2 separate regions of the Homo sapiens genome follow, and region 1 is linked to region 2. Evidence: read pairs that join two places in POLR2A ChIA-PET (ENCODE). Cell type or tissue: B cell. All regions are shown on one strand. Links, peaks and the distances in the headings refer to the core of each region. The heading gives the core; the rest is flanking DNA. Region 1 overlaps THBS4 (thrombospondin 4). Region 2 overlaps MTX3 (metaxin 3).

The links. ChIA-PET counts read pairs that join two places held together with the same protein. Peaks named below come from ENCODE experiments on the same cell type or tissue, not always from the same donor. Only the 100,000 strongest peaks of a DNase experiment are listed, where the experiment ranks them.
Region 1: POLR2A ChIA-PET joins it to region 2 with 11 read pairs; 5 of 35 experiments call an interaction of 5 or more read pairs at or near these places.

The regions. Positions count from the first base shown.
Region 1 is chr5:80,042,816-80,058,852 of GRCh38, forward strand. It overlaps THBS4 (thrombospondin 4), which reads left to right. Exons shown (of 22, transcript NM_003248.6): 3 at 12,970-13,217; 4 at 15,391-15,499; 5 at 15,893-15,975. Among named protein-coding and RNA genes, the nearest start is that of THBS4, 15 kb to the left of the region's middle. RefSeq lists a silencer at 11,977-12,177. In B cell, for the core only: no CTCF peak of the experiment used is centred there; no DNase peak of the experiment used is centred there; H3K27me3 peaks cover 2 bases.
Region 2 is chr5:79,972,341-79,988,377 of GRCh38, forward strand. MTX3 (metaxin 3) reads right to left here. Exons shown (of 9, transcript NM_001363818.2): 6 at 15,899-15,975; 7 at 14,610-14,767; 8 at 13,231-13,319; 9 at 4,376-11,454. The coding sequence ends at 11,344. It overlaps LOC105379048 (a long non-coding RNA gene), which reads left to right. Exons shown (of 3, transcript XR_948500.3): 3 at 3,297-3,361. Among named protein-coding and RNA genes, the nearest start is that of MTX3, 11 kb to the right of the region's middle. In B cell, for the core only: no CTCF peak of the experiment used is centred there; a DNase peak (open chromatin) is centred at 8,921; H3K4me3 peaks cover 838 bases; H3K27ac peaks cover 2,275 bases.

The sequences.
Region 1 (16,037 bases), core at 7,415-15,414, 74 kb after region 2:
ATTAGCCAGGCATGGCAGTATGTGCCTATAGTCACAGCTACTCGGGAGGCTGAGGCAGGAGAATCACTTGAACCCAGGAGGCAGAGGTTGCAGTGAGCTGAGATTGTGCCGCTGCACTCCACACTTCAGCCTGGGTGACAGAGCGAGACTCTGTCTCAAAAGAAAAAAAAAATTAGAGGAAAAGATGAAAGGGTTGAGATGAAGAACTGAAAGATGAACATCTCCCTACCCTCCAACCTATTAGGAAAGATAAATTGTTCTTAGAAACTGTGGGGGCAGAAGGAGTCCTGGAAGAATCTAGAAATGAGAATTCTCATAAGGCAAAGAGGGATTTATGCTGTTATTAGAGCTTGAAGAGTTGAAGAATGACACAGAGAAGTTGTTTCACTGGAGCAGTCGGAAAAAATACGAAGATTTGCCAGCACTGGTGAATATAAAAGTTTCAGGAAAGAGAAGTCCATTCTGACTGGAACAATAAAAAGAAGTCACTGGGTCCATCAGATCCAAGGAAAAGACAGAGCCTGTGGTTGAGACTCCCCACTGCAGTGTTCAGTGGTGGCCATGCTGACTTGACATAATTCTCCCCACAACCCTCCACAAATTATCTACCTGGACATGGTAGGCTCCAGACAGCATTCATCTGGCCAAGGTTCAGCTGATCTCCTCTTTTGCTGATTTGCGTGGAAAACGGTGAAACAGAAGAAATCCAAGTGGATCTCTACTGACTTAAAACACCTGAGTAGGAAATAAAACACACCCTTCCCTCCATTAAAGTCCAGGACTGGGAGATGAAGGAGGGTGACTACACAGCATCAAAGAGCAGAATTTGGTCATCTGGGCCTCATATGACCTCCTGAAACAAATTAAAATGTAGCTAATGAAGACTGCAAAGAAAGAGTTTGCCACTGAGCTCTCTGCTTCTACTCTCACCCTCTCCAAGTCAGCCTACCCCAGGCCACCTCATTACTGTTCACAAACATAATTTGGATCAAGATACATCTGACCTCTGAGACCTCTAGTGGCCCCCTTTCCAAATTGAATAATGTACCCATGTCTCAGCAAGGCATTCGGGGCTTCCACTCTGCATGGCCCCAAGCAGCCTTTCCAGTTTATCCCTCATTCCAGCCTCCATGCAGCCTGAGCTTCACCAAGATAGGCTATTGCCATTCCTTGGGGCCGCACATGCTGCCTCTCCTCCATCCTTTTGTTCCTGCTGTCTGCTCCCTCGACACATATCCTGCATCACCTCTTGACACCCAAATCCTACACATTCAAGACCCATCTCCAGCTCCTTCTGATATTCTTTCTAATATGACTTTGTACCTCTTAAGGAAGACATTCATCTTAGCTCACCTTGTACTTGAATTACTTCTAGGTCTTCTCTCCATTTGGTTGGGAGCTCTCTTGAGACAGGGACTATACAGCCCTTATCTTTGCATCTGCTGCAGCACCTAGCAAGGTGCCTTGTACATAGAAGTAGTTCATGGATAGATTGAAAAGAATAAATGGAGGCTGAGAAGAGTAGACTTGTTTGTGAAAAATGACATACACCATTGTGAAATTCTGGGATTCCACAATATCTGACACATAGTAGGTAATAAAAAAAAAATTATTTATTTATTTATGAGACAGAGTCTTACTCTGTCACCCAGGCTGGAGTGCAGTCGCTAGATATCGGCTCACTGCAGCCTCTGCCTCCTAGGTTCGACTGACTCTCCTGCCTCAGCCTCCCGAGTAGCTGGAACTACATGTGCGCACCACTACGCCCAGCTAATTTTTCTATTTTTTTAGTAGAGATGGGGTTTTGCCATATTGGCCAGGCTGGTCTCGAACTCCTGGCCTCAAGTGATCCTCCTGTCTCGGCCTCCTAAATTGCTGGGCTTACAGGTCTGAGCCACCACACTCAGCCAAAAAAAGATTTTTTTTTTTAATGAATAAATATTGAAGGGCTTTTGGAATAGGATGTAAGAGGATACAGGTAGTATTTCTGGTAGAAGTGATCTGCCAGGTTATGAGTAATACAGCCTTTAAATCTTGATAGAAATAAGCATCCTGCAGAAACCACCTGGCTGGATAGAAGATATGGCTGATGCTCTTCTAGTATCTGGCGTAAAGACAACTTTCCAGTTTGTATCCTGAGTTTGAGTCACAAACTGCATCACCATGAATACATCTCTGAATCTCTCTTAGCCCTTGTTGATTGCCTATAAAATGGGGATAATAATAGCTACCTCACAGGCTGGTTGCAAGAACTGAATTATATAAGGTATAATAACTTTCTTCAGACTATGAGGCTTAATAAAATTTTCATACTCTTAAACAGTATTAGAGACAGATTTCCACTATTTAGGCAACTGTTTTCTAATGATGATGGTTTGGTGAACTCTTGGCTTGCCTTGATGACAATTTCACCTTTCAGAAAAAGAAACACAAGAACTGCTTCTTTAGTCTTAGTATGATTGTCTCAGAACAACTTGGTGCTGTGAAGTGAAGGAAACCCAAAGTGTTTGCTGTAATGACCAGAGAGTGTCAGTGAAACTCCTTAGCCTAAGGATAGGACATGTCAAATAGTTCAGAGTAGTGGTTCTGTAGCTTGCAAGCTAAAGAGAAATATAGATTAAGAGAGATGGTAGAGCTTAAAAAATAAAATTATAGACACAATAATAAGTGGAAAAAATGAGGGGCCTCAAACATTAATAATAATATTTATGGAGTCTTTTTTTTTTTTTTTTGAGACGGAGTTTTGCTCTTGTTGCCCAGGTTGGAGTGCAATGGCGCGATCTTGGCTCACTGCAACCTCCGCCTCCCGGGTTCAAGTGATTCTCCTGCCTCAGCCTCCCAATTAGCTGGGATTATAGGCATGCGCCACCAGACCCAGCTAATTTTTGTATTTTTAGTAGAGACAGGGTTTCTCCATGTTGGTCAGGCTGATCTCAAACTCGCGACCTCAGATGATCTGCCTGCTTCGGCCTCCCAAAGTGCTGGGATTACAGCCGTGAGCAACCATGCCCGGCCCTATGGAGTCTTTTTAATGTACCAGGACTGTGTTAAAAGCTCAAAGCCTATTTCCCCTTTTAACTTTCACAATATTCCTATGACATGCCCTTGAATTAGCTTAATTTTAAAGTGGTCATGTGCAGAAGATGGAAAGAATTTTAAAATTTGACACAAAACTATAATAATTAGGACAAAAAAGCTAAAACCTAATTGAGTCAAAGTTGGTGATTCACACATAAGATAATAAAATGGATGTTTTTAGCCATGTTCAGAATAAGATATGGAAGATATGGAAGAAATAAGCCTACCTCCTGGAATAGGTAATGGGAGATTAACAGGTGATAGAGGTAAGTCATAGATGGCTCTTTTGTTTCTGTCTTACCCATCAAGGGGAGTGTTCTTCAAATTGTCAAGAACAGTTAAAAGAAAACAAAAATCCAAGCTAGATGAGGAGATAGCAGAAAAACGCCCACTCTCTTTAGTGAGATTAACTATTCAGGAGCAGATGAATTACACATTGGGATATTTAGTGAAGAAAGTCATAGTGGAGCCACTGTTAGTTCATTTAGAAATCATGGAGAACAGAAAGGTCCTAAAAGACAGGACAGGCAAATGTTTCCATTTTTATAAAGAAGGGAAGGGTGGATTCTGAAAACCACAGGCTACTGAAATTTAGGACAGAGCTCCAGAGGGTTATATGATTATTCATGTATTTTGGGATTGCCCAGAAAAGAAATCTGGGATTTTTTCTAAGACAAAGTGGATTTACTAAGAATAAATCATGCCAAACTTTTTTTTTTCAGTAAAGTTTCAAAGCTGATAGATTAAAAAAACATGCTGTGAGCATAATGTATCTGACTTCAGAAAAGAATTGGATGAAGTCGCTTATTATACCTTTCTAAATAATATAAAAAAGAACGAGCTAGGTAATAGTACCGCTAGGGGTTGCTAAGTCACTGTATAGCAAATTATCTAGTGGTTTTTGACAGGGCTCTGTCTTGGGTATTGAACTGTCCAACATGTCAGTGACTTGAGCAAAGACAGCATTTTATCGTGTTTGCAATTCAAAGCTAGAAAACAGTTGAACATGTTGGATACTATCATTCATATTTACAAAGTCCTACCAGATAATACAATGGGCCAAAATCAATCAGATGAAATTTAACAAGAATAAATGTAAAGCTATCAACTAGGAGTGAAAAGCAAATTGCAGAAGTTCAGGATGTGAGACATCTGTCCTAAGAGTTCTCTAATCAACAACAAATCCTAATCAGTGTTGAGGATAGTGCCTGACACATAATGGATACTCAAAAATATTTGCCGAATGAATGAATGAACAGATACTGTGATGCAACTGTTTATAAAAAGCTCCTTACATTTTAGGTTTCATTAGTGCATACATATGGCCAGGTTAAAGAAGCTAAGAGTCCCACTGTACTCTTAATTGTCCAGGCCACATCTAATACTGTGTCTAGTCCTGGACACATTTCACAAGGACACTGTCAAGTCAAAGATTACCTTGAAAAGAGTCACCAAAAGAGCACCTATCTGGACCCCGTTTTTTTGTTTTGTTTGGTTTTGTTTTTTGTTTTTTGTTTTCTGTTTTTTGTTTTTACCACATTTAAGTAGAAAAGTTAAAGGAACTAGAGAAATGAAGAAGCCAGACAGAAGACATGAAAAATATGAAAATTGCCTTACAATATTTGAAAAAAGGGCTAGGTGCCGTGGCTCATGCCTGTAATCCCAGCACTTTGGGAGTCTGAGGCAGGAGTATCACTTGAGCCCACACATTCAAGACCAGTCTGGGTAAAAAATTAAGAATTTTTTTTTTTTTTTTTTGAGACAGAGTCTCACCCTGTTGCCCAGGCTGGAGTGCAATGGCGCGTCCTCAGCTCACTGCAACTTCCACCTCCCAGGTTCAAGCGATTCTCCTGCCTCAGCCTCCTGAGTAGCTGGGGTTACAGGCAGGCGCCACCACACCCGCCTAATTTTTTTTGTTGTTGTCGTTATCCTTAGTAGAGATGGGGTTTCACCATGTTGGCCAGGCTGGTCTCAAACTCCTGACCACGTGATCCACCCACCTCGGCCTCCCAAAGTGCTGGGATTACAGGCATGAGCCACCGCACCCAGCCAAAAATACATTTTTTAAAAAATTAGCCTGGCTCGCTGGTACATGCCTGTAGTTCCAGCTACTCAGGAGGCTGTGGCAGGAGGATCACTTGAGCCCAGGAGTCTGAGGCAGCAGTGAGCCGTGATCATGCCACTGCACTCCAGCCTGGGCAACAGGGCAAGCTCTTGTTTCAAAAAAATAAAAATAATTAAAAATAATTTTTAAATAATATTTGAAAAATGTCATTTGGAATGAAGATCAGACTAAATCTCTGTCTAGCTCTGAAGAGTAAAATTAGGATCCATTGGTAGAAGACAGAGGAAACAGATATTGGCTCTGTATTAGGAAAATCTTGGAGAGTGATCCAAAAGTGAAATGGACTTCTCTGCAAAGTAATGAGTTCCTTGTTACTGGAAATGTGCTGGTAGAGGCTGCACTTTTATTGAAGGAATTTGTGAAGTGAGATATTAAGCTGGATGACTTATAATGCTAATATTTTGTCATTGTACCAAGGCTAGAGAAGTTTCATAGGCACTTAAGAAATTGCTTTGCACCTCTTTCCTGTAACATGACCTTGGGCTTCTGTGCACACTCACTGCTTTGTTGTCTACTAGATAGTTGCATACTATGATGAATCTCATACTTTTTCAAAACACAAAGTCCTCTGCAGATGTTTAGCATAATTGCTGTGTTTCCTTTCACTAGATAGATGTGTGTGTGTGTGTGTGTGTGTGTGTGTGTGTTACTCTGTATACTTTACATTTATTCAAATTGCCATAAGAAAACTTTGAAACAGACTGCATTTATCACAGCTAGGAGTCACCCAGAGTACTTTCAGAAAAAGCAATTTGCTGATTTACCTTTTGTATGTATTTCCAAAGCACTAAAGTTACAAAGACCTAGTGTATAGGGCATGAAGATGAATAAGCAAAGGCAAACAAGAATATCCATCACAAGAGACATTAATGTCAAGGAGGCAATTTTTAAATGTACAATTATTTAAAAAGAAGAGGAAAGATTGACAATGATGGCTTCCATCATATGTTTAAAAGTGCCAAAGAGCAAAGCCATTTGCCAAACAAAGCAAAGAGCTCCAGACTACCTTTGTGAGTTTGCTGCCTGCAGGCCAGGCCACTCTGGACTCCTTTGCCCAAGCAGACAAAATATTATCATTTCCAGTTCTTTAAAGCTGGCACCCTGCTTCATAACTTTGACATTCAACATATCATAATATTTTTGACTACCAGGTCCACTTTTCAAAAAGCATCTTTTGAAAATTCTTTCTGAAGATAGCAATATTTCAAATCTTCATTGCCTGGGCTTGCTTTTTCATCTCCTGCCAGTCACTGAAATCGTATTTAATCAGACTGGGCTATGTGGTTCCTGTGTCCGGCTGGTCCCAAGCATGGAAATGTAGCTCTTGGACAGTGCCATAAAATCAGGCAATCCTGAGTAGCTGGGGTTACAGGCAGGCGCCACCACGCCCACCTAATTTTTTTTGTTATTGTTGTTATCCTTAGTAGAGATGGGGTTTCACCATGTTGGCCAGGCTGGTCTCAAACTCCTGACCAAATTGTCAATTACACAAAGATGCCAAGTTTAGAGGGAAAGGATTTATATAACCAACAAAGTGTTCCACATTTTAAAAAAGACATAATTGTGAGTAATAAAAGTCAGAGTGGACACACTCTATTTTATCTATTTTTTTTCACTTCCCATAAGTAGTTGTAGTGGTGCCCTCAGATACTATGGGATGTGGGAAAATCAGTAAGATATAGACTTGGCAGCATGAAGGGACTTAAGGTGGTGGGAAGATTAGGGCCAGTCCTGGGATAAGGAGTTGAAACATTATTTAGAATCCACTAGGGAGTTATTGAAGGATTTCATTTGCTTGCTTGCTTTGAGGAGGCAATAACGATCAGAACAGTCCTATAAGAAGTTCAATCTCTCAGTCCAAAAAGTCCGTGCAGAAAGAGACCTAAAGTAGGAAGGGGAGTCAGGAATCTAACAGAGCAGCCCAGAGGTGGAGCAGAGTCAGAGACACCGTTTGAGATCCGAGCACCCACTGACTGACAGCCTTCAGTTCCAATCCAATCTGCACTGCATTCTGGGTACTAACCCTGCACAATAACCAGCTGCAATTGCCAAGAAAACCTGTGCAGCTGGTGGTGAGTGAAAACCAAGGATGTGAACTCAATGTGCTGCAGCTGAAGAAACAGAGTTGTACCTGGAACCGCCCAGTGGGTTCACCTTGCCCACTGCCTACACAGAACCCATTTATCAAGACAGGGGAATTGCAATGGAGAAAGGGTAATTCACGTAGAGCTGGCTGTGTGGGAGACCAGAGTTTTATTATTACTCAAATCAGTCTCCCCAAGCATTCAGGGATCAGAGTTTTTAAAGATAATTTTGCAGGTAGGGGCTTGGGAAGTGGGGAGTGCTGATTGGTCAGGCTGGAAATGAAATCATAGTGGGTCAAAGTTAGGTTTTCTTAACGTCTTCTGTTCCTGGGTGTGATGGCAGAAATGATTGGGCCACATTACTGGTCTGGGTGGTGTCAGCTGATACATCCAGTGCAGGGTCTGCAAAATATCTCAAGCACTGATGTTAGGCTTTACAATAGTGATGTTCCCCCAATTTGGAGGTATTTGGGGAGCAATTTGGGGATTGCTCAGACTCTTGGAGCCAGAGGCTGCATGACCTCTAAACTGTAATTTCTAATCCTGTAGCTAATTTATTAGTCCTGCAAAGGCAGACTGGTCCCCAGGCAAGAAGAGGGTCTTCGGGAAAGGGCTGTTATCAATTTTGCTTCAGAGTCAAAGCATCTACTGAATTCCTTCCCAAAGTTAGTTCGGCCTGTGCCCGGGAATGAACAAGGAAAGCTTAAGTGTTAGAAGCCAGATAGAGTCGGTTAGGTCTGATTTCTCTCACTGTCATAATTTCCTGAGTTATAATTTGGCAAAGACAGTTTCATACCCAGTGACTGTTTTCCTGAGTGCTTTCCAGGGTGGTGGCCAGGCAGAGGTGTGGTCGAGTCGGGAGGTGGGATGGTTCCAGCCTCAGGGGCCTGGCTTCTTCTTCCTTCCTGGAGGGACAAAATGGTCATCTTCCTCCTGCTGTAGTGTTTTCCCCTGCGTTTTGTTCCTTCTGCTATGTGTGGATGTGTTGGGATAAGATAGGGCAAGATGAGCACCGGGAAAGGGGGCTGGCAAGAGGAAGGGAACCCTGTCTGTTCTCTTCCCCTTCCCAGTGATGCTGCCTCTGGAGAAGGTGAGGAAAACTCGCACCCAACAGGCTGCAGGCTCCTGGGGCCAGAGCTTTCTGCTTTTTCCAGACTCCATATGACTGATGTGAAAACGTTGAGTTTCCTGAGCCTGCTTGCCCTCTGGGTAGTCTAACTGCTCTGATAATAAAATAAGTGTAGAGGCACTGAAGTAAAGAATTTGCAATAAAAAAGAAAATGAAAAATGGAAGCCATAAGAGAAATGAGTATTGGATCAAGTGTGAAGAATGGGAAATGTCAAGGCACTTGATAATTTTTCTGCTAACAAACAGACATTGTGAAGGTGGAAGTTTCCATGGTTTTCCTTCCCTGCGTTTTCTTTTGCTATTGTCATGAGATCTAGGGGCATGAGGGATTTGTCATTTGAGTGTTACATTGCAACAAAAAGCAAGGCAGAAGTACAGAATCCACTTAAATGAGAGTATGAACACAATAGGAGGTTTTGCTACCTGGAATTAGATGTTGAATTGCTGCTCTCTAAACTTTATTTTCTATATAAAAAGCTTTAAATACAATCATTTAATTATTCATTTAAAGTTTATATTAACAACATTTAGTGTGCACCTGCTATATGTAAAGTATCCCACTAGGTACTATTCATCAAATTAAAGCCAGCTATTTAGTTATGAAAATAAACCATGGCCCACATACCCTGTGAAGCCCTGTTAAAAGCAGGCAACATGCCCAAGAAAATATGTTTCCTTTGAATTTCACAGAAATCTTAGTTTGAGGAAGAAAAATCAAGAGTTTTTGTTATAAGCCACTATGTGTATGCTCTGAAACAGTTAATGTAGAGAACAGAGGTAGTGGCCATAACTGAAATAAGGAGATAGTGAGTGAGTGTGTGTGTGACCTAATTCAAGTTTGGTGGTCCAAGTGGTATTTTTCTTGGCCTGTAAAAACTACAGGTATTTGCAAAACTGTTCTAAATAGTAATGTAATAGAAGTTTTTTAAAAATTGAGTTAGTGCATATGTTTGGACTCAATTTCTCCCTCTTTTGGTTACTATATATGGTTCTAATTTCCAGCTGTGCAGTTACTATTGTAAATTCTCAACATTAAAAAAATTTTCAGATACAAATTATTTTTATTGATACATACTTTTTACATATTTAAGGGGTACATGTGAATTCTCAACAATTAATATTAAATAAAAGGAGAAGAATTCTGTTCTATCCCAGATTAGAAATACCTTAGAATTTCTATTTGTGTCTATTTCCCTCCATTCCATTATTTTCTTCCTCTTCATACCACATTTATATACGTCTTACCATTTATTTATATTTATTTAATACTTTACTTCAGGAAACTTAGTATTGTTCTGGAATCAGAAAGCCCTTCTAGCTAGTCTGTCTTGCCAGGTCTTTCCGATTCTTCTCCCTCAAGAAGCAAGTGGTGGTGACCACGTCGACATAAGAGATTTCCCGTCTGACTCCTCCCACCATCTGTGTAGGTCACAGAACCTCACGCCAACTGGCTCTCTTCAGACTGTGGTCAACTGGAAAATCGAGTCAGATTTCAGAAGGGTGGGAAAATGAACCTAGAAAGTCTAATGTGGAGAAAGCCTTAAAATATATCCTTCATGTTCCACAATAGTGATTATTATCTTTGGCGATACTGCAACATAAATAGGTATTCTTGGCTAGTTCATCTCTGGCGGCACCATCTTGGCATTTACACTCTACAGAAAAGGTACCTGAGGAGAAAGATGGTCCAAGTTACTTGCCACAGATCACACAGATTAACAGCAGCACAGTCTGGGTGTATATGTGTAATATATATCTTTTTATTATTTTTATATACAAGTAATGGTTGTTTCTTGTAGAAAAGTTAAAACAATGAAGATGAGCAGGAAGAAAAAAATACCATCCAAACACCCAGCAAATAACCATACTAATGTAGACATATTTTCTTCTAATCTTCTAGGTATGTATGTATACATATATGTACATATATATACACATGCACACTTTTTTCTAAACCCATATTGACCTATAACCTCCTTTTTTTTTTACTTAACAAAATACTGGGAATGTCTTTTTGTGTTTTTAATATTCAGCTATTCCATAGTATTCCATTTTATAATTATACTGTAATTTAAGTAGCCAGCCCTCTCCTTTTGGACATATATGTTGTGCCAAGTGTTGATTACAATAAGTATTTCTGAAATGAACATTCTCACCCATACATCTTGGTGCTGCTTTTTTTTTTTTTTCTATAACCCAGGACAGTGCTGAAGTGCTTCTTTTCTTTAATTTCCTCAGTTTTAGTTCCTAGAAGTGGCAATGCTGGGCTGTTGGGTTTACACATGTTTAAGGTTCTGATGCATGTGACTAAATTACCCTCCAGAAAAGTTCTGCTTTAAGTTCTACTTAACGCTTTCCCACCCTGGGACAGCTGAAGACTGGCCAGAGCTTTGCAGCTGCAATGATGTGTTTACCACCTCCCTTATCCAGCAACATTTGCAATTAGCCTCCGACCTTGTTCCTGGGATTGTTTCCGGTGAAAATTAGCCATGCCTGGCTAATTTTTGTATTTTTAGTAGAGACAGGGTTTCACCTTATTGGTCAGGCTGGTCTTGAACTCCTGACCTCGTGATCTGCCCACCTCGGCCTCCCAAAGTGCTGGGTTTGGGAATGGTACCTGTGGATGCACCTAGAGGTGTGTTTAGACACTAGCTGAAATCACTTTGGTCTTTCTAGCAAACCTTAGCCAATGGGCTCCACTCACAAAGGGTCAGCTTCCAAGAGCAGATTTTAGCTCAGGGCCTCTTATGTTCAGGACAATAATGGAGTAAAAAAACAAGGCTGAAAACCAGAAGATATGTGGGCTTAAGCAGATATGTGAATAGCTACCCACATAGGAAAAACAAAACAAAACAAAACAAAAACAAAAACAGAAAATAAGGTGGGAGTCCTTCTTTTACAACCATGGATACCTTTTCTTTTCTTTTCTTTTTTTTTTTTTTTGAGACAGGATCGCTCTTTTGCCCAGGCTGGAGTGCAGTGGTTCGATCATGGCTCACTGCAGCCTCAATCCCCCAGGCTCAAGCAATCCTCCACCTCAGTGTCCCAAGTAGCTGGGACTACAAGTATGTGCCACCACACCTGGCCTTTTTTTTTTTTTTTTTTTTGAAATGGAGTCTTGCTCTGTCACCCAGGCTGGAGTGCAGTGGTGTGATCTTGGCTCACTGCAACCTCCACCTCCCAGGTTCAAGCAATTCTCCTGCCTCAGCCTCCTGAGTAGCTGGGACTATGGGCGAACACCACCATGCCTGGCTAATTTTTGTATTTTTACTAGAGACGGGGTTTCACCATATTGGTCAGGCTGGTCTTGAACTCCTGACCTCATGATCTGCCCACCTCAGCCTCCCAAAGTGCTGGGATTACAGGCGTGAGCCACTGCGCCCAGCCTGGCCAATTTTTTTAAATTTACTTTTTGTAGAGATGAGGTCTCACTATGTTGCCTAGGTTGATTTCAAACTCCTGAACTCAAGCGATTCTCCCACCTCGGCCTCCCAAAGTGCTCGGATTACAGGCATAAGCCTCTGTGCCCAGCCAATACCTCTTATTATCTAACTGAGCATTGTTAAATTCAGGGATGGGTTGCTGAGGGACGATATGACAGATTACACTCGATTTGATGTGTGCTGACTAAGGCCTGTGCATGCCTAGCATTGCTTTAGTCATGGAATGAATCACACTCAGGTTCAGATTCTAGTCCTGCCACTTCCTATGTCCTTGAGCAAGTGCCTTCATTTATCTGAGACTCACTTTCCTTGTCCATAGTTATTCCAATTGCATTTGGTTGCAGTGAGTAGAAATTAAGTATTTAGGCTGGGCACAGTGGCTCACACCTGTAATCCCAGCACTTTGGGAGGCCGAGGCAGGTGGATCGCTTGAGCTCGGGATTTCGAGACCAGCCTGGGCAACATGGCAAAACCCTGTCTCTACAAAAAATATATAAATTAGCTGGGTGTGGTGGCTCACACCTGTGGTCCCAACTACTTAGGAGGCTAAGACAGAAGGATGACTTGAGCCTAGGAGGCAGAGGTTGCAGTGAGCTGAGATCGTCCCACTGCACTGCAGCCTGGGGGACAGAGTGAGATCCTGTCTTTAAAAAAAAAAAAAAGGGAAGAAATCAAGTATTTAAAGCACCTAAGGACAGCCCCCAGCCCCATGGTAGTGCTCAGCAAGTGTTTGGTGAATGAATGGATTCATGCTCTACGCTTATATAGAGTTTACTTTGCTTTCAGATTGGGTTCTGCTTGCTCATTGTACTTATCACTATATGAGAATTGTATTGTTTATTTTCAAATTTGCCACATATTGTCTGTTTCTCCATCAACACAAAACATTCTCAGGAGAAGAGTTGGTTCCCAGTGCCTGAAAACAGTGCCTAGCACACAGAAGATGGTGAATCAATATTTGTGGTTATTTCTCACTCACATTCCGTCCAGCAACCCAGTCTTGTTACCAGGAGGCTGTTCAGCACAGGACACTTATCACACCATTTGTTGACCCTCCACTTCCCCCTCTGCCACTTATCACACCATTGGTTGACCTGTGCTTGCTTCCAGCCATCCTCCGTTACCTGAAGAACGATGGGAAGGTGCATTTGGTGGTTTTCAACAACCTGCAGCTGGCAGACGGAAGGCGGCACAGGATCCTCCTGAGGCTGAGCAATTTGCAGCGAGGGGCCGGCTCCCTAGAGCTCTACCTGGACTGCATCCAGGTGGATTCCGTTCACAATCTCCCCAGGGCCTTTGCTGGCCCCTCCCAGAAACCTGAGACCATTGAATTGAGGACTTTCCAGAGGAAGCCACAGGTAGGAACCCACAAACCATTCTCTGAAGTGGAAAAATGAGCTGCCAGTGCCTAGGGAGTGCAGAGGAGCGTGCTGAGAAATTCCTGCTGCAGGTCAGTGGGTCTAATGCCGCTTGCACATCAGAATCACCTGCGGAGCTTGAAAAGCAAGTGATAGGGGGCTGCCCCTAGGACAAACTGAATCCGAATCTGTCGGGTGGGGCCTAGCATATTTTTATGCTAGGGGCATCAGCATATTTTTAAAATACCAATTCTAATGTGATGCCGAAATTGAGAGCTTGTGCTTTCAATGATAAGTAGAGACTCTGGATACAATTGTAACGTTGGAAAGGAAGGGCAAAAGTAAAAATAACTACCTCAGGGTGATGACATTATCTATTTTCAATTTTCTATAATGAAAATAAAAAAGAATGATTAGAAACTGCCAAGCTTTCATAACAGCATTTTCACAGGTCTTGTCAGAACATCCACTAACAAAAGGGAGCTTAGCTTAGCTGCATTTGGTCTTAAGATACCATCACCTCTGTCTTCTGTTTTACTCCAGGTTGATGGTATTTTTATTATTCTGTCATTGCACCTGCTGTAGAAATTGCCACATACATTTCTTTTAGAATTTTGTGCTAGGCAGTGCTTTGTTTTCTATAAAGAACTAGTATTCTTTGTCCTTTCCAATAATGTATAACTGGTTAAAGTTCCTGAATTTCATCCGCTATATAAGCCAATGTCAAATCAGTAACTATGTTCTTCTGTAATGGTCCATATTATTTTTGTCTGCTACCTCTCAATCCTCACTTTCCATTTGTTAATTCATTATATTAATATATGCTTTAGTTACAAGCTACTCTGAGCCCTTTGTACAGAGAAGCAGGGTGTAAGCAATAATTTCCATTGCAAGTAGGAATGCTGTGCAGTTTTAGATAGTAATATAAAAACTATGAATCTGATCCTAGAAGTTTTGCCCTTGAACAACAGGAAGCATTTTTAATCAGAAATTCCAAGAAAGCTAAAATCCGAGGTTTTTGGGGATTTTTGTTTTTCAGTCATATATAGAGAGATTTTTAATGTAGATTTACATATGGAAAAAAATTAATAGAAAGATATGCTAAACTCTCTTTCTGCATCCCCATAGTAGCGCATGTAATCAGAATGACAGTCAGAAATTGTGTCACTGCTTATTTCAGAAATTAGTGTTCACCACCAAATAAGTCAATTTCTAAAAGTCAGGACTCACCCCTGACAAAGTCATCAGAAACTGTACTTACTGGAATTTTCTCAGAAGCTCTACCTCCTTAGACCATGGTAGTGATCACAGTGGCTCAGTCTCATAATCACCTACTCACTCATTCAGTCAGTCAACAAATGGGCACATTCTAGGCATTAGTGCTACCATGGTGGGCAAAGCCAGTCATTTTCCTGACTCTGCGGAGATTATAGTCTGATGTCCAATACAATATGTGTTAAATAGCACATGTTGCCTAAATCTTAGCTAAATCAAAAAGCAGAATTCCTCTGAAAATCCTTAGCTGTGCTCATTTCTAAAATAAGGATGATGACTTCACTTTGGCAGTTAACATAAATGTTTTGTTGTATATAGATATAATAAAGGTGATTGCAAGCAGCATTCACAAGATAAAAGGGCAAGGACATTGACTTTTTGACTAACAATGAATAATATCAACCCGTAATATAAAAATATGATGCCAACTACCTAATGATCATAGAAGATATCATTTATTCATTCTCATATCCCAAAGAAGTCAGAGGCTTTGCTAGACCCTTGAGCCAAGACAACCAAAAAATAATACTGTTTAAAATTGGGGTTAACACCTTATTTATTATTATCTAAATTCCATAAACAAATTACAGACAATTCTTAAGAGGCTCCTGCCACAAAATAACTCCTTTACCATGTAGGAAAAGAGCCTTTCGTTTTCTCAGCTGTCTTGGTGACAATGCCAGCATTTTCCTAGGCTACTGGCTACTTACATATTCACTTTAGTCAAAAAGATAGGGCTGGCAGGCTTTAGGAAAAAATGTGATCCTACAAAATTATGTAAGATGTCAGAGGGTCCAAGTATACAGGACTACTTGATTATGAAAATTGCGTGAGTAGGCAAGCACATTGGCTTTTGAACAGTGTCAGCAATCTGTGGTATGAATGTGATTTCTTCCAGGACTTCTTGGAAGAGCTGAAGCTGGTGGTGAGAGGCTCACTGTTCCAGGTGGCCAGCCTGCAAGACTGCTTCCTGCAGCAGAGTGAGCCACTGGCTGCCACAGGCACAGGTGTGGGCTCTTGGGCAGTTTGCATGCCTTCATCAACACAAACTCCAAAGACCCTGAATAGGCTGGGTCCCATCACCGAAAAGTGGGACTGTCAACAGAGCAGCCCAACAAAACGTATCTATGAAAATCAGTCTCTTGAACAAAATCCAGGGCACAGAATATTTTCATTATGCTTTTATTTTTATGATTCACATGGAATTTAGACTTAGTCAGTGGCATCATTATCATTATTTTTTTTAGCTGAATTAAAGAAATTACCCCAAATTAAATTCAAAGATTCTGGGTTTTTGAATCATCTTGTCAGGATGATTTCCTGGGGAATAATTTGGTTTTGAGTCACTTAGAAATGACCATCACTGGCTGAAAACTCTTTGCCTTTTGCTGTTCCTACAGGGGACTTTAACCGGCAGTTCTTGGGTCAAATGACACAATTAAACCAACTCCTGGGAGAGGTGAAGGACCTTCTGAGACAGCAGGTAACAAGCGGGACATATCATCAGAAAAGCCCTCGTCTTCTTAGAGCAGCTCCCCACAAGCT
Region 2 (16,037 bases), core at 4,240-12,239:
TGTCCCTTCTATGTGCCAAGCACTGTGCTCAGTGCTGGGGTACAATAAAGAAAAGAGTCTCCATTCTCTGGAGCTGTTAATCCAAGAAAAAACTAAAGGGAAGTAGTACTTTTGAGTACCTGCCATATTCTGGACCTGCAATGTATATAATCCCTTTTACACCCCACAGAAACCCCATCTAATAGCTGAGAAAACAGGAGTTCAGAGAAGTTAATTAATTTGCCTGTGATGCAGAATACAAATAGACAATTTACAGAAGAAATACAAATGGACGATAGACATATGGAAAAAATACTCAACCATGCAGTTATTAAGTAACTGGTTTATTAAGTAAATAAAATGCTACTTTTTTACCTATCAAGGTGGTAAAGAGAAAAATAATACTCTACGCTGGTGGGGTTGCAGTAATACAGGCTCTCTTGCATAGGGCTGCAGGGAACATAAAGGGGCAAAATCCTCCTGAGAAACTGTATAATATGTAACAAGGACCATTATAAGAGGAACTCACCTTAGTGTCCATCGCAAGGGAATGAAATAAATGATGTTACATCCATCCAATGAAATTGTACATAGCCACTAAAAATCATATAGAATATGTAATGACCTAGAAAGATTTACCAAATATTAAATGAAAAAGGCATATTACAGAATAGTAGATACTACTGGATGACAATATATACAGGATTGTGTGTATGTGGGTGTGGAGAAAATAAAAGACTGGAAGAATGGATAATATGTTAACAGGGGTTATTCATAAAAGATACGACAGAGTTCTTTCTATTGGTATCTTCTACATTTCAATTATTTAAAAAACCCAAACATAAAAATGTTCATACATTCAGATCTAGTTATGCAACTGTATTGCAATAAACAGCAATGCAGACTAAGAGTCAAGTAACTTGCTCAGAACCACCCATCGGGTATATTACTTTAAGTCTCGCTTTCTAAGTCTGAAATCCATTTTCTTTCTACAACCTACTCATTCAGCTCCATAACCCCAATTATATCCTAACTAGAGTAATCCCTTGATGACCTTTCTAGTTTCTAGGCTTTTTATCACGAGATTAATTTCTCCCACCAAAATGGTTTGCTGTTCTAAAATCTCTAAGCTGGCACTCTTTCTGCGATAAGCAACTCTTTCTTTTCTCAAAGCCCGCTTGCTGGCAGGTCATCCCGATTTTCATCATCTGCTTTTGTTCTGTGAAATCTGATGAGGGCTTACGAGGTCTTCAGCATCTCTCAACAGCAAACATTGGTATTTGGGTTTGAACAATTCTTTTTGTTGAGCAGGGCTTTGTTAGCCCTAGCCAGCTTAAATGCCTTCAAGGCTTCACTGTGACAACAGAACTGCCACCACACATTTCCAAACACATCCCAAGGGTGGCCAATTGAGAACCACCCTATGATCGGCCACAGCTAACCCTCTGACCTCATCTTTCTCTACTCCCTGGCTTTCTGGCTCCATTCCAGCCACACTGGGCTCCTTGCTGCCCTTCTCATAAGCCCACAAAAGCAGGGATTTGGTGGTGGGGATTGGGGTGGAGGGGTGTTCCTTTCATCTGTACAACCAGTTCCTGTATTCAATTCCCTCTTTTAAGCACTTGATTTGTTTTTGATCCCTTTTAAATTTGATTCAGCTTCCCCAACTGTAAATGAACTAACCAATGAAACTAATCACTGATTCCACATGTTCCCAAGCTGTGCACTTCTACCGCAGGATCTTCCAAGGTCTGAACTGAAAACTGCGTCTGCATTTCCTTTTACCTTCTATGTTTTGGGAAGGTATCTCTAAACTATCTCTTCAGGACAGAAGAGAAAAACTACATGGATGCAAATCAGTCATACTGCATTTAAATTATGTGCATCTCTCTGTTATTGTTAGTTCCTTGAGGGCAGTCTTTGTAACCTTCTCTTTATATTCTCCCCAAATAAATGAGTGCCTGGAAATCATAGGTACTCAAGACCTCCACAGCAGCCTCCTCCCTGAGAGATTAGGTGGCTGGAATGTGATTAGACACGTGGGCATCTCCAGGCTTCCACACAGCAGTCATTACTGAGTGACAGATGTCAATCCTGGCATGAATGTGATTTGCAAGGCTCCAAAACGGAGATTGGATTAAATTTGCTTAAATTTCCATTAGGCTGTGTGTGTGTGTTATTTTTTCCTTTCTTTTTGGTCTTTTTTCTCTTAATTTCTACATCTGCTATATACACTCCCCACCGTTTTCTAAACCATTTTAGCAGCAGTCAACCCTGTGAATTGGATGTCATATGCAATACAAAATGTAAATCATGTTCATTAGATGAAAAACGCAATTTCCCCCCTCATGGAGAAAACTGGGACAACACATATCAGAAGGGGCACAATATGACAGTCTTCAAATAAGTCAGTGTGCTTCCTGCATTTAAAGCTGAAATCTGTTTGGTCTTAATTGTGATATTTGCAAAGTGTCATGCTTTCTTCTACATTGAAAGATTTCTTAGCTACTTCAAAATGTGAATTCGTGAGCGGACTACCTTCTCCAAACTAGGATCTGGGGAACCAATCCTAATTGTATTTATACATGCTAAAGTTCCCCTGTTCTTTCCACTCACGCAAAACGCAGGATAAATATAATAGCTTCTCTTCCACTTGGAAAAGCACAAGTTTTGGAGCCTTGAGTTGGCTGCACTGGAAATTAGAAATGTCTTTGATGAGGCACAGCTGTCTTCATTTCTTAGTCACAAATGTCTAAAGCATTCCAGGAGGCTGACTCATATACCTGGAGAGGGACCATGGTTTCTCATTTTTTCTCCTGAAGCCCTTGACTGGTCAGGAAGAGACCAGTTTCTCCTTTGTTCTACAGCTAGGAACTTAACTACAGGATGATCTTAAGTAAGATAAAACCTGACATTTCTTCACCACCATTTGCTTTTCATTCTCTTACATTTGTCTCAAACATAATGTGCAGCACTTAGTGATCTTTCTGCTATGGAGACTCACTGAAGACAAGATCCCAACATGGCAAAACTTAAGAGTTTTCTCACCAATAGCTGCTATCTGCAGCAAAGGAAAGAGAGCACCTTGTGTTGTAGCCTACCGTCCACTGAAGGAGATCAGTATGGACATCCAGGAGTTTCTGAGTTCCCCAGATAGTCTCAGACGAAAGTCAAACCTCTGAGATGAGCAATTAAGAACCAACATTTTTGAAACTCTTTGTCATATGGTTCGCAGCTTTGTGACTCTAAATAGTTGTCTTTCCGCAAATAATTCCATTATTCCACAACAGCAACTCCTCTTTTCTGTTCTCTTGCAGCAAGCAAGTGATCATTACTCACCACCTCAATCCACCCAAGGGCTTTCACCTGGAACCCAAAGTGCGTAAGTAATTAAGATTTGTGTTCTTTGGGGAAAGGAGTATCGACAAAGATGTAGCTTGCTTCTCATGTGAGAAAAGTACTTACATACCTACACAGTTCTACTTGGAAGGCCTATGCATTTTACTATATGTAAATTACAACTCAATTTTAAAAAAATCTACTAGCAAAGACACCCATTCTCTCAGGGAACTTGCCCTTATTTAACCTACAGCTATAAATGACAGGGTTCTCTAGAACCATATACTTTGTCCCATAAACGAAGCAGTAAAAAAACCTGAATATCTTCCCTCCAACTAAAATTACATTATTTTTCTCAGTTAAATCTTCCATTCAATTACAATGGACTATCACTATACTATCTGGGTGAGCAAAAGGTATAATTTACAAGAAACTTACAGAGCTGAAGGGATGAGAGAACTATAACCCTGCAAAGTTGTGTGAGCATCTGAGGTCCTACACAAACCAGTGGCCTAGAGAACAGGCCTCTAACCTCCCTTAGCCTGGAGTGGCCAGAGCACAAGTGGTCTCAACACATAACAGAAAGAATGGACATTTTCTGGCCAGGCACGGTGGCTCACGCCTGTAATCCCAGCACTCTGGGAGACCGAGACGGGTGGATCACCTGAGGTCAGGAGTTCAAGACCAGCCTGGCCAACATGGTGAAACCCCGTCTCTACTTAAAAAAAAAAAAAAAAATACCAAAAAAAAAAAAAAAAAATTTAGCCGGGTAAGGTGGCAGGTGCCTGTAATCCCAGCTACTTGGGAGGCTAAGGCAGGAGAATTGCTTGAACCCAGGTGGCGAAGGTTGCAGTGAGCCGAGTTCACACCATTGCACTCCAGCCTGGGTGATAAGAGCAAAACTCTGTCTCAAAAAAAAAAAAAAAGAATGGACATTTTTTAAAAACCCACTATGTCTATAGCTCAGTCCCAGCCCTGAACAACCACATTCAACCAGCAAAAAATTCTTCGCGATGAAAAGATTTACCTCAAAGAATAAATAACATTAAATCGAGAATTCATAAGCAGTCAGGAGATTTGAGATTTTTATTGAGAAAATAGCTATTTTGACATTATATCCAGTTTCTCATTTATCAGAATAAATTCTTTACAATATTGATCACCATCACCACTTTAGTGTATTTGTACATAGTCTCTGAGTAAAATATATTCACACTCGGCAAGGCTAGAATATTGAAATTATGGCCAACATTGCTTACTTTAAGATTGTTTACTTTATAAAGAAGCTAGAGTAGTTGTGCAACTAGAACAGATGTTTTTAAAATGTTTGCCATTCAAAGATAGGCTTGGTGGGACAAAACTAATATGCATACTACATACATATATTTCTTGTCTTCTTTACTGTCAATCTTTCAGAACAGTAACATGACATTACAAACACCTCAAATTCCCACTTCAAAATGAACAGAAAAATGGAAAAACATTATTTCCCATTTCATAAAATTAAAAATCAAGTCAGAAGAGAAGTAAAACTCATTTTTATGCATTTAACTTAAAAGCTTGAATACACGACTCCTCCTAGAGAGAAGGAAGCCAGAACTTCAGAAGTAGCCAGTGGTCCAAAGAATAAATGGCCCCATGACCTTCTCTATGGTTCATGACTTACTGAGGGCTGATGCAAACTCTGGCAAGTTATTTTTCATGATTTCCAAGGATCTGGGATATGTAAACGAAATGATTAAAAGACATTTCTCTGAATTTGCAAGAAGACGACTGAAGAATCAGAACAAAGATCCAACGGCCTTTCACGTGGCTACATGTTCACCATTACACCACAACTCAAAACCCACAGGCGAGCTTTCTCTCAAATACACATTCAAAATGGTGTTCCAAATAATCCAATTGTATACATTGCAAAGACACACAAAATGCCTCCTTACACACGATTAGTAATCTGGTTTTAGACTCTGAAGTGATACCAAACATATTTAGCTAACCCTCTCAAAATTGCAGGCCTAGTGAGGTTTAAATGTTTTAGGATATAGAATCTGCTTAGAATTTAGTGAAAACTATGAACCGTAGACTGTCTTCGGTAATGAACAAAACTGGAAAATATTAAACTTCCTTTGCTTTGTCACTGAGCAACTATAAGCTTTCTATGATGTATGTATCATACTAGCTTGTATGTGACTTTAGTGTCATAAACACCCATTGCCTTTTTGGCACTTTTAAAGTACAGCCAGAAAAGGTTTGGAAAATTGTTCTGGAAATACAAGTTGGTTCCCTCTGTCTCATGGATGCTTAGGAACTGGGTAGTCTGCTGAAACCACCAGTTCAGCAGACCCTTGTACAGCTGTTCCCGGCCAACTGGGATCCTAAGGAAACAGGCTGGAAGAGCCAGGGGCCTCCCTCACAAATGCCTAAATAACCAACATATCTATGCCGACAGCCATCCCTCTCTCAATGCCATGGTCCAAGGGAGTCTTGACCTGTCTCTTCCCATTTTACTACCACTGGCTAGAGGGGCACCCAACAACAAGAAACCTTTGTAATGAGTATGAACTAGCAAAAACACTGTAGGGCAGCATTTCCTTAGGTGTATCTCTCAGAACATAAATCCCACAAGATACCTACTTTTAAAAAAATCTGGCCGGGGACAGTGGCTCATACCTATAATTCCAGCACTGTGGGAGGGTGAGGCGGGCAGAATCACCTGAGGTCAGGAGTTCAAAATCAGCCTGGTCAACATGGTGAAACCCCATCTCTACTAAAAATACAAAAATTAGCTGGGCGTGGTGGCAGGTGCCTGTAATCCCAGTAAATTGGGAGGCTGAGGCAGGAGAATCGCTTGAACCTGGGAGGCGGAGGTTGTAGTGAGCCGAGATCGTGCCACTGCACTCCAGCCTGGGTGACAAGACCAAGACTCCGTCTCAAGAAAACAAAAACAAGAAATCCATATTAAAATAAATTAGGGAAATGATGTATAAAATAGAGGTGCTTCTTGGAGATTTAAAATGCACATTAGCGTATCAAAGGTCTGAAAGGCCAACAGTAACTCAACTTTGTCTAACCCACTATTTCCCAAACTTACTTGGCCACAGAACCCTCTATTCTCCTAACAATATATTCTGACAAAACACTCCTTCAGGAACTGCTTCACCCAGAACCAAACAGGTGAGTTTTAAAAAATATTATAGCATAATTTCAAATGATTAATAAGGATACAAAGAGACTTATTTTCCTGTCTTTTGTTATTTTGTCTACTTATTTTGTTCTGAATAATCTTCTATCACATTTCCCCTTCTATTCACAAACCTTCAACTCGAGTTACCCTTTCTGATACCTTTGTTCAAGAATGTTAATTCTTATCAGAAATCCATGGCACACTAGTCTGGAAAAAAATAATTTTGTGTCTTTTTAAATTCCTAGAGTACCTCTCCACTTCAATCACAATTTAAGTCCAGGGCAGGTATCCTGGGCTCCTAGCAAACACTACACCCCAACAAGAGTTTGGGAGCCAAATTATTTTGCAAACCCTTAAGAACACAAACTAAAACTAATTTATCCTTATATCTCTGCAAAAATTAGCATTTTGAACATCCAACGAAACTTCAAGTTTGAGGATAATGGGCTTACTGACCTGACCTTTGATTTCACGTAACTAACAACAAATTTCTTTAAAATCTGGTTAAGAAATATGAAAATATTGAAAAGTAAACATAAATTCCACAAAGCTGAATGGCAGCAAAAAATATTTCTTAACATCAAGAACATATACAAAAGATGATCATTACCACCCAAATTATCTCTGTTGCTCAGGATTTCAGTTATAAAAATAGCCAAATCAAGACAAAGACAATTACAGCTTAAAACGAAAAGCTACACCTTCTTCATTAAAGGTGAGCATCTTGTCACACTGTGCATATGGAGAGAGAACAAGTACAAGGCACGGGAGAACTACCATGTCAAGGGACAGAGCTTTTTCAAAATATTTTATCCTCAGAAGTAAACCCCACTACCATAGAAAGAAAAAAATATAATTAGATATTTTAAATCACAGCATTTTTGACTTCCTAGGGAAAAGGAGTTTTTGGTTTTAGGGTTTTTTTTTTCTTTTCTGGTAAGGCAAAATAGATCTTTAGATATCATTTGTTACAAACATGAGTTTTTCTTAAGAATGAAATAAAAATTCTATTTAACTTCTATCATATATTTATTCAACTAAGTTGAATACTATGTTTAGAAAATTAAAGTTTTAAATCATGGTTTATATATAGATAATGATACATTTAATCTATGAATTTACTTTAAAACCACTTTTATTTTGAAATACTTAAGACTCACAAGAAGTTATAAAAATAGTTCAGAGAGATCCCAGGTACCCACTGCTTAGCTTCCTTTCTTTACATGTAAGCATTTATATCTAGGTTTTAAAAGGGTTGAAGTTTTTGACAGTTGATGAAAAACTGTCAAAAAATTGTAACAAGCCTGGTAAATGCATATTTTTGGAGGAGGTTCTAAGGAAACACTACCAAGTTCAAGTACCACTTTTATCACATGCAGCTGCCTTAACCAACAGGTTTTCTAAGATACTATCCCCCTTACCTGTTTCTGCCTCTTTCAATGGTGTTTTTCCATTTTTACAGACTTCTGAAAATTTTAGCTTTGATTGAAATAAGCTTCCCCATTCCTTCATGTTAATATATCTAGCAATATTGAATAGAAATTATAAATGGAAATAAAAATGCTTGCTTTTATAAAATCTCCAGTCTCGCAGCACCCCCAATATAATACAAACAAACTTAAGTTGAAATTTGGTTTGTTAATGCCCACCTTGTGTGGTCAAAACACAGTTTTGAAGGAATGACCACCTTCAATGTTCTTTACAGCTTCTTTAGTGTTACTTAAAAAAAAAAAAAAAATCAATCTGATGGATGATTGATGGTAGTTTGTTCATGGAAGATCTTCATCTTATGGGAATTATCTAGTTTTTCTAATCATATACTACCAACAAAAATAAACACAAGCATGTTCCCTTTAATCATATTATCCTCCACCATTACTTCCAAAAGGCATTGGCTCACAGTATTCTGTTTAAGATTGTGGACCATTTATCCCAATGAACTCACTCAAACTTTATCTAAAACATATCATGACAGGCTGGTCCAACAGTCTGTTCAGTCTGAAAAAATGTTCTGTGCTCTGTTCAGATTGACAAAATGTTCTTTTTGGCCGGGCGCAGTGGCTCACGCCTGTAATCCCAGCACTTTGGGAGGCCGAGGCAGGTGAATCACTTGAGGTCAGGAGTTCAAGACCAGCCTGAGCAACATGGTGAAACCCCGTCTCGACTAAAAAAAAAACAAAATTAGCTGGGCATGGTGGCACATGCCTGTAATCCCAGCTACTTGGGAGGCTGAGACAGGAGACTTGCTTGAACCCAGGAGGTAGAGGTTGCAGTGAGCCGAGACTGCGCTACTGCACTCCAGCCTGGGCAACAAGAGTGAAACTCTGTCTCAAAAAAAAAAAAAAGTTCTTTTCTAAGAGCTTCCTGTATGTGTGGCTGCTCCCTAAAGTACTTTGTGCTCAGTTACAGCTTCCTGTCATCTCATTTACTTATACATAAATAGCTCAACTAAGTAACCCAACATATAAACTCTCACTAAACTCACATGTTGCATCTTAGAAAAGGTGATCTGGAAGCATTATGGACTATAGTGAGAATGTAAGGCTAACAGCAGTTCAAAGTAGGGATGACACAAAAACAAATAAATCATATTGACAGTCATTCCCTCTACTAAAAAAGAATAATACTTGTTATTCTAAAATGACCTCTTTTGATTAAAATTTCAGTTCATAAAACATTACAGTATGCTTCTTTATCAAAGTCTACATATCAGAAGAACATGAGCTCCACGTTCCTGTAAAACTTTAAACACATTTTTCTTCCTAATAGACATTAGCAGTTTTGTTGAAAAGAAAAATTGACATAACCTAGCATTATCTTTTGACTTTGCCCATGGAGAAACTTGGAGTTAAATTTACTACTTAATTTTAGAATCTGTCAGTGTTGATATGGTTCTATAAATTTTTAATTTTTTTAATTTAAATTTTTAAAATTTTTAATTCTTTAAAATTTAAAATTTTTAAATTGTCCTGTTTTACATGTAATATACTTGTAATATACATGTAATGTACTTGTACGTTATAACTGTAATATATTTCAAATACTTTTTGGAGGGTCTGATATAAATCTGATATAAATTAAAAATGACTGGCCTTGACCACAGCATAAGCAGATGTCTGATGAATGTGCTAACCACCCTTCTCCAATATACATCCATCCTAGAGGACAATAAAGTCTCACAGTCATGATTTCCAATATAACATATTTAGGTTTCAGACTGCTGGAATAATAGATTTCAGATTGCTGGAATCTAATAATCTGCCTTTGAAGATGACTGACACACACAAACACACACACACACACCCTGTTGTAGAAGTAATGTGCAACTCATGAGGTACTTTCCCTCATCCAAACAGATGACCAAGATTTTGAAGACTACCTTATTTCTCACTTAGTTAAAACTTTCAAGAAAAAATATTTAGAATGACTTAAAGACTCTTGTATAAATAACTACCTAAATACAGAACAAATTGGGAGGATGTGGGTCAAACACAGCTGAGCTCCACTCAGCTCAAATTAGATGAGTCTTTTGACTACAAAGCTCATTTTCTTAACATATGGGTTCCTGCACGACTTGATAAGATTTGCTGAGCACCACAGTAATCTTTTAAGACACTAATCAAAAACATGGTTCTACATTTTAAAAACCTCAGAAGTAGTTTTAGGACAACAGAAGCACCTCAACCACTAAAATAAGCAAGTTTCTATTATAAGTAAAATTACCACACAGCAAATCCCTTAACAGTTCAGCAACCAATAAATAGAAAATATTCATTAAAAGCTGCTATTTCTGATTGTTCCTTTGTATTCTTCGACTATAAGTGAAACATATGAAAAATAATTGGTTGTCAGAAAGCTTTTGACTACATGATATGCATCTTATGAAAGAATATGCATCTTATGAAAGAATATGAGCCAAGCATAGAAAACTTGGACCAGATGCACAGTATTTCTACTACCCTGGCCATGGGCTCCTCCTGAGTAGTGTCTAACAAGTGGGCAATTTCAGTAAGAATTTTACAGCCTAGCATAGTAACGATAACCAGTACATTCACTTCTTCTGGAATTAATACAAGAAAGACAACTGAAGATGTACTACAAAGACATAGGTCTAAAACTGCCACATTTGCCCAAGTAAACTAAAAGAACTCTTCCTAACCTATATCGAACACATCAGCAAAGACCAATGTTATACTGAAATGAGTATTATCAGATGTTATTATATGTAACCACCTTTAATATTTATCTATGTGCTACTAAACCCCCAAAAGATTAGACTTATGAGAGCATAATTAAAAAGCACATTCCTCCTCACTTTTTAAAGTTAAATATGGTCTCTTCTACTGAAGCAATTTATCTTTTTCTGGTTCCTAAAATAGGCATCAAATTTCTAAACAGAAGTAAAAAGCCTCAGCCAAAAAGCCACATATTAGGTATTCAGCCTGGTCTAAGAAAACTAAGTTAATAAATTGAATAAATTAAATCAAATAAATTAGGAGTGCACATTCAGAACAGAATTGTAGCCTTTGGTCAGCAACATGTGAACCAAAGGCAAAAATCTGCCATGATTAAGGCAGTTCTTTGTATACAGTACGATGTGTTTTTCTTCCCCGCCCCCCCAACCAAGTTCATTTAGCATTCTCTTTGTTATTAAAAATGCAGTGCCAAGCTAGAATACAAGCTTCCTAATAATAATAGTAAAAATAGATGGCATAGAAAGTTCCTTTTGGTTTAGAGTCTTCCTTAATACCTATTATGGTATCTTCTTTTTGCCTTCACACACTTGGTGTAAGAGATTACTGCAACAATCGTTTGACTTTGGCCACAAACCATGACTACTCTCAGGGCGAAAGCCGTTGGAAGGAATTATTTTCTTCTTCTGCTGGAGTCAATTTAAGTGTTGGCAGTTTCCGAGGAGGAAGCTGAGGGCTTTGGCGAAGATTGTCATCCATCTGTAGAAAGTACAAAAGATACATCTGACTAATGCTGTGGCACCGCTTATGTGGACTGTGGCCTCCCCATCCAAACTATAGCCTAGAAGAGTACAGAACCATATGTTTCCTGGGCTGCTAGAGAAACCTTTTTCTTACAAATAATCTCAAGAATTCTAAATGTCATACCTCAAATACCAGCTGACTCAGTTTCTGTAAAAAGCAACGTGGCTCATTCCTGATACCTTCACAGAATTATAGTTAATTCCACAAAATAAATATTCTACTGAACTCAACCATAACTTAAAGAGGTCTTCTGATAGTAAGTGTAAAAGCGGTACTGTTACACTAAGCTCCAGTTTGCAAACTATGTTCACGTACAGTATCTTATTTGATCTTCCCGATACGCTATGAAGAAAAGGCAGACACAGACCTTCTCTGTTGTACAGATGAGCAAAACGAGACTCTGTAAGGTTAAGTGATTTGCCCCACGTCACAAGCTAGTATGAGAGCTGAAACTTGAACCCAGGTCTTCTGATTCCAAAACTATTATTCTTTCAACTATACTTCTTTACCTCAATGAAAATGACCTGTATTCCAATCAAAAAAGACCAGCTTTTTAAAACTGAGAATATGTAGACCAAAGGAAGCTAGTACATTAGGCAAAAAGAAAGATAAATTCTTTAAATGTAATCCAGTGGTTTTCCAAACACTGGATCACTTCTAAATGAGGTAACCCACATCAAGCTCAAATAACACAGTGGTGGACCTCAAAAACTGTTAGCCAGTGTCATCAGGCCTCATTGCCCTATGAGTTTGTAAAATAGTAAGTATTACTATTTGTATCAGGAAAAAAAAAAAAAGCAAGCTTATCAGTTACAGGGGAAAAAATATGTAACCTCTTTGTATTTTTCCTAGTAGAATCACACTTGAAATTTCCTTTGTTGGTTCTCTCCCCTACCCAGTTCCTCAATGTTTCTCTCATGAAAAGAACACCCCAAGTGGCAAAATATCTACACTGGTGAAAAAACTATAAACTATATCTAGAGCAGAGAAGAACAAGAAGGAGAAAAAAATAAAACTTTCATGTGGAAAGAAGAAAAGAACACGGTGCTGTTAATAAGAAAGGATAAGCCCAGTGCTTACAATCTTAAGAAACATTAAGAGACAGAGAGGCAGACACACAAGCAAGAAGTGTTTTTGCTTTGTTTTTTTTTGTGTTTTTTCTGATGGAGTCTCGCTCCGTTGCCCAGGCTGGAGTGCAGTGGCACGATCTCAGCTCACTGCAAGCTCCGCCTCCCGGGTTCATGCCATTCTCCTGCCTCAGCCTCCTGAGTAGCTGGGACTACAGGCGCCCGCCACCATGCCCGGCTAATTTTTTGTATTTTTAGTAGAGACGGGGTTTCGCCGTATAAGCCAGGATGGTCTCGATCTCATGACCTCATGATCTGCCCGCCTCGGCCTCCCAAAGAGCTGGGATTACAGGAGTGACCCACCGCGCCCGGCCGCTTTGTTTTTTTAAAGCAAATCTTTTGGATTTCCTAGCTTAAAGGGTACTAACTGTGTGGCAAAAGTAAACCCAATACTCTTATCTGATCTTTCCCCAATCAGGCCACTGTTGGCTTCAAAACACTATGTTACATACAACTTTAGTGAAAGTATATTTAAACAGTTTTCTGAAAAACAAACTCTATAAAAAAAACTAAAAGGGTACAGTTAATGTGTGACCCAAATGACAATATTAGCTACCGAAAGGAAAATACTGAACTATGATAAAATGATTGAAGTAGACTTGACCTTTTCAATCAAGTTGGATTCCTTATTTACAAGTTGTGTGAGTTTCTGCAGATTTGCATCTACCGTTTCTTGTCCAGCTGGAGAGATGCCTAAGAAGCCAGGACAGAAATCAGAGAAAGACAGGAAATTTTTAAAGCCTTTAAAGCTATTTAGATTGAAAGAATTTTGAGTCTACCCACCCTGTCCAGTGCCCCACCCTCCCCAAAAAAGGCAAAGAGGAAAACCATTCTGGGTTTAAAGGCGAAGAGAGGGATTCGAATGCTCTAAAACTAAACCCTGAGCAAAACGGACAAAAATTTATCCACTAAGTAGACACTGCTAACCAAGTGTTCTGCAATTGGCCACAATAATTAGTTTTTTTTTTTTTTTGAAAAAAAAAGCACAGTAGTCCTCATTTCCTTCTCAAGTTTAAGCTATTCCTTTCTCACACCCATTTCAAATAGGTCTTTGGTCACAACTATCTGGATAGTTTTCTAAGGCAGTAACTCCCAAAAAGTTGCCCACCAGACATCCAAAGTATTCAGAAGAACTTAAAAATACAAATTCCTAGGATTGATGCCTAAAAGATTCTAATTTAGTAAGTCTGGAATAGGACCCAAGATTTTTTATCTGTCAAATAATCAGGTTTGCTAACCACTGCTCCCAAGTTAACACGGTTGAACATTACTTAATTTCATGACTCCCAAACTACTAACCCCTTCCTGTATACAGAATACATAACCCACCAAAAAATAATAAACTGTCCACCTAAGCCAGCTATCTTTATAACCTGTTTCTTAAAAGGACAATTTCAGCCAACCATCCCAATAGAAATTTAGTATCTGAATCACTTAAGCACAAGGCTCCACTCTCTCAATGAAGCACATCCTAAGTAACAGGTGCCCTCTATTTACTATACTTCCATTCTGATGCAATCAGTTTTCAAGTAGTGGAATCATGGCAGTGTACCTCACCAAAATCAATCTGCTGCTGATTTCTGTTCATGCAGGAAAATGCTAGAAGCAGCAGGTAAAAATCATTTAAAGTAATTGTCCATTTGCATTAGGATAAATACTGTTTTTCAGCAAAGACTTAATACCTGTGGTTTTAACCTTTTAGAAGAAAATGACCCACTTCAAAGGGGTAATATTTAAAGAACAAGAAGAAGAAACGTAAAAATCCAGCGGAATAGATAAAAGGCAAATATCTATTTATCTATTTAAATAAGAACTAACATGAGAATAAAAATGAAGTCGGAAAAACACAAATCCTTGAAGTGCTATAAACCACTATTTAAAGACAATACACAAACTTCTAAAATTAAAATAAGTAGTGGATTTTGCTTATACATACATAGGAGAATATGCAAACAAACATTAGCTGAAAAAGAGCCAGCTTACCTCCAAGACTAAGCCTAAAATAACTGCTCAGGATGTCATCACAAAAGCGACAGAGGTTGGAGAGCTGTTTCAGATGTTCTTGTAGCTGAACTTTAGGAAACCGTACTTTGTAAAGAGGTGCAAGAAAACCAAAAACATAGGCATCCAAGGTAGAAGGCCTAGAAATAAATTAAGGATTTTTAAAGCACATAAGACAATATTAACTGAAGGCCGGGTGTGGTGGCTCATGCCTGTAATCCCAGTACTTTGGGAGATCAAGCGGGGGCAGATCACTTGAGGTCAGGAGTTCCAGATAAGCCTGGCCAACATGGTGAAACCCTGTCTCTACTAAAAATACAAAAGAAGTCGGGCGTGGTGGTGGGCACCTGTAAACCCAGCTACTTGGGAGGTTGAGGCAGGAGAATTGCTTGAACCCAGGAGGCGGAGGTTGCAATGAGCCAAGATCATGCCACTGCACTCTAGCCTGGGCAACAAGAGCAAGACTCCATCTCAAAAAAAAAAAAAAAAAAAAATTAAATTAAGGATTTTTTTAAGCACATAAGAAAATACTAACTTGGGATGGTGTTTAATTTTTTTTTCAAAATTCTCAATTCTGAATTACACAGTATAGTCTCTTAAAAGGTTTACTATCCATTTCAGTTTACAAAAATTATGCAACCAAGGTTTTACTCATTGAGTAGCTTAGACTCTAGGAGAAAATGAAATTGTCTTTATAGATTCATTTTTACTCACAAATGTTAGACTGGAGGCAGAGTGGGAACAGTCTGAGATGTTTTAAATTCACATATGCAGCCTATTAAGTCAATGTTAGATTATCACTGGTAGAAAAAGTTTCCTATAATAAAAGCCCATTAAATTTTTTTCTTGTTTGTTTTGGTTTTTTGACATGGAGTTTCACTCTTGTCACCCAGGCTGGAGTGCAGTGGCGTGATCTCAGCTCACTGCAACCTCCACCTCCCAGGTTCAAGCGATTCTCCTGCCTCAGCCTCCCAAGTAGCTGGGATTACAGGTGCCCACCACCACACGCAGCTAATTTTTTGTATTTTTAGTAGAGATGGGGTTTCGCCATGTTGGGCAGGTTGGTCTTGAACTTCTGGCCTCGGGTGATCTGCCCAACTCGGCCTCCCAAAGTGCTGTGATTACAGGTATGAGCCACCACACCGGCCTAAATCTTGTTTTTTTTAAGTAAAAAACTCATCTTTTGGGGAGATAAGAGGACTTGCTTTAAATAGCTGCTCACTGAATATATGTGCACAAAATACCAAAATGATTTTTAAGGGAATACTCACGTATCTCCAAAGAAAAACTGAGATGTTCCCAATCTGTTTGATAGAAGATTTAGGCACTCCTTGGCATCTCTGTATATCTAATAAGGATGAAATTATATCTCAAAAGTAGAAAAGATACTCTAAAACTACTTTTGAGGAA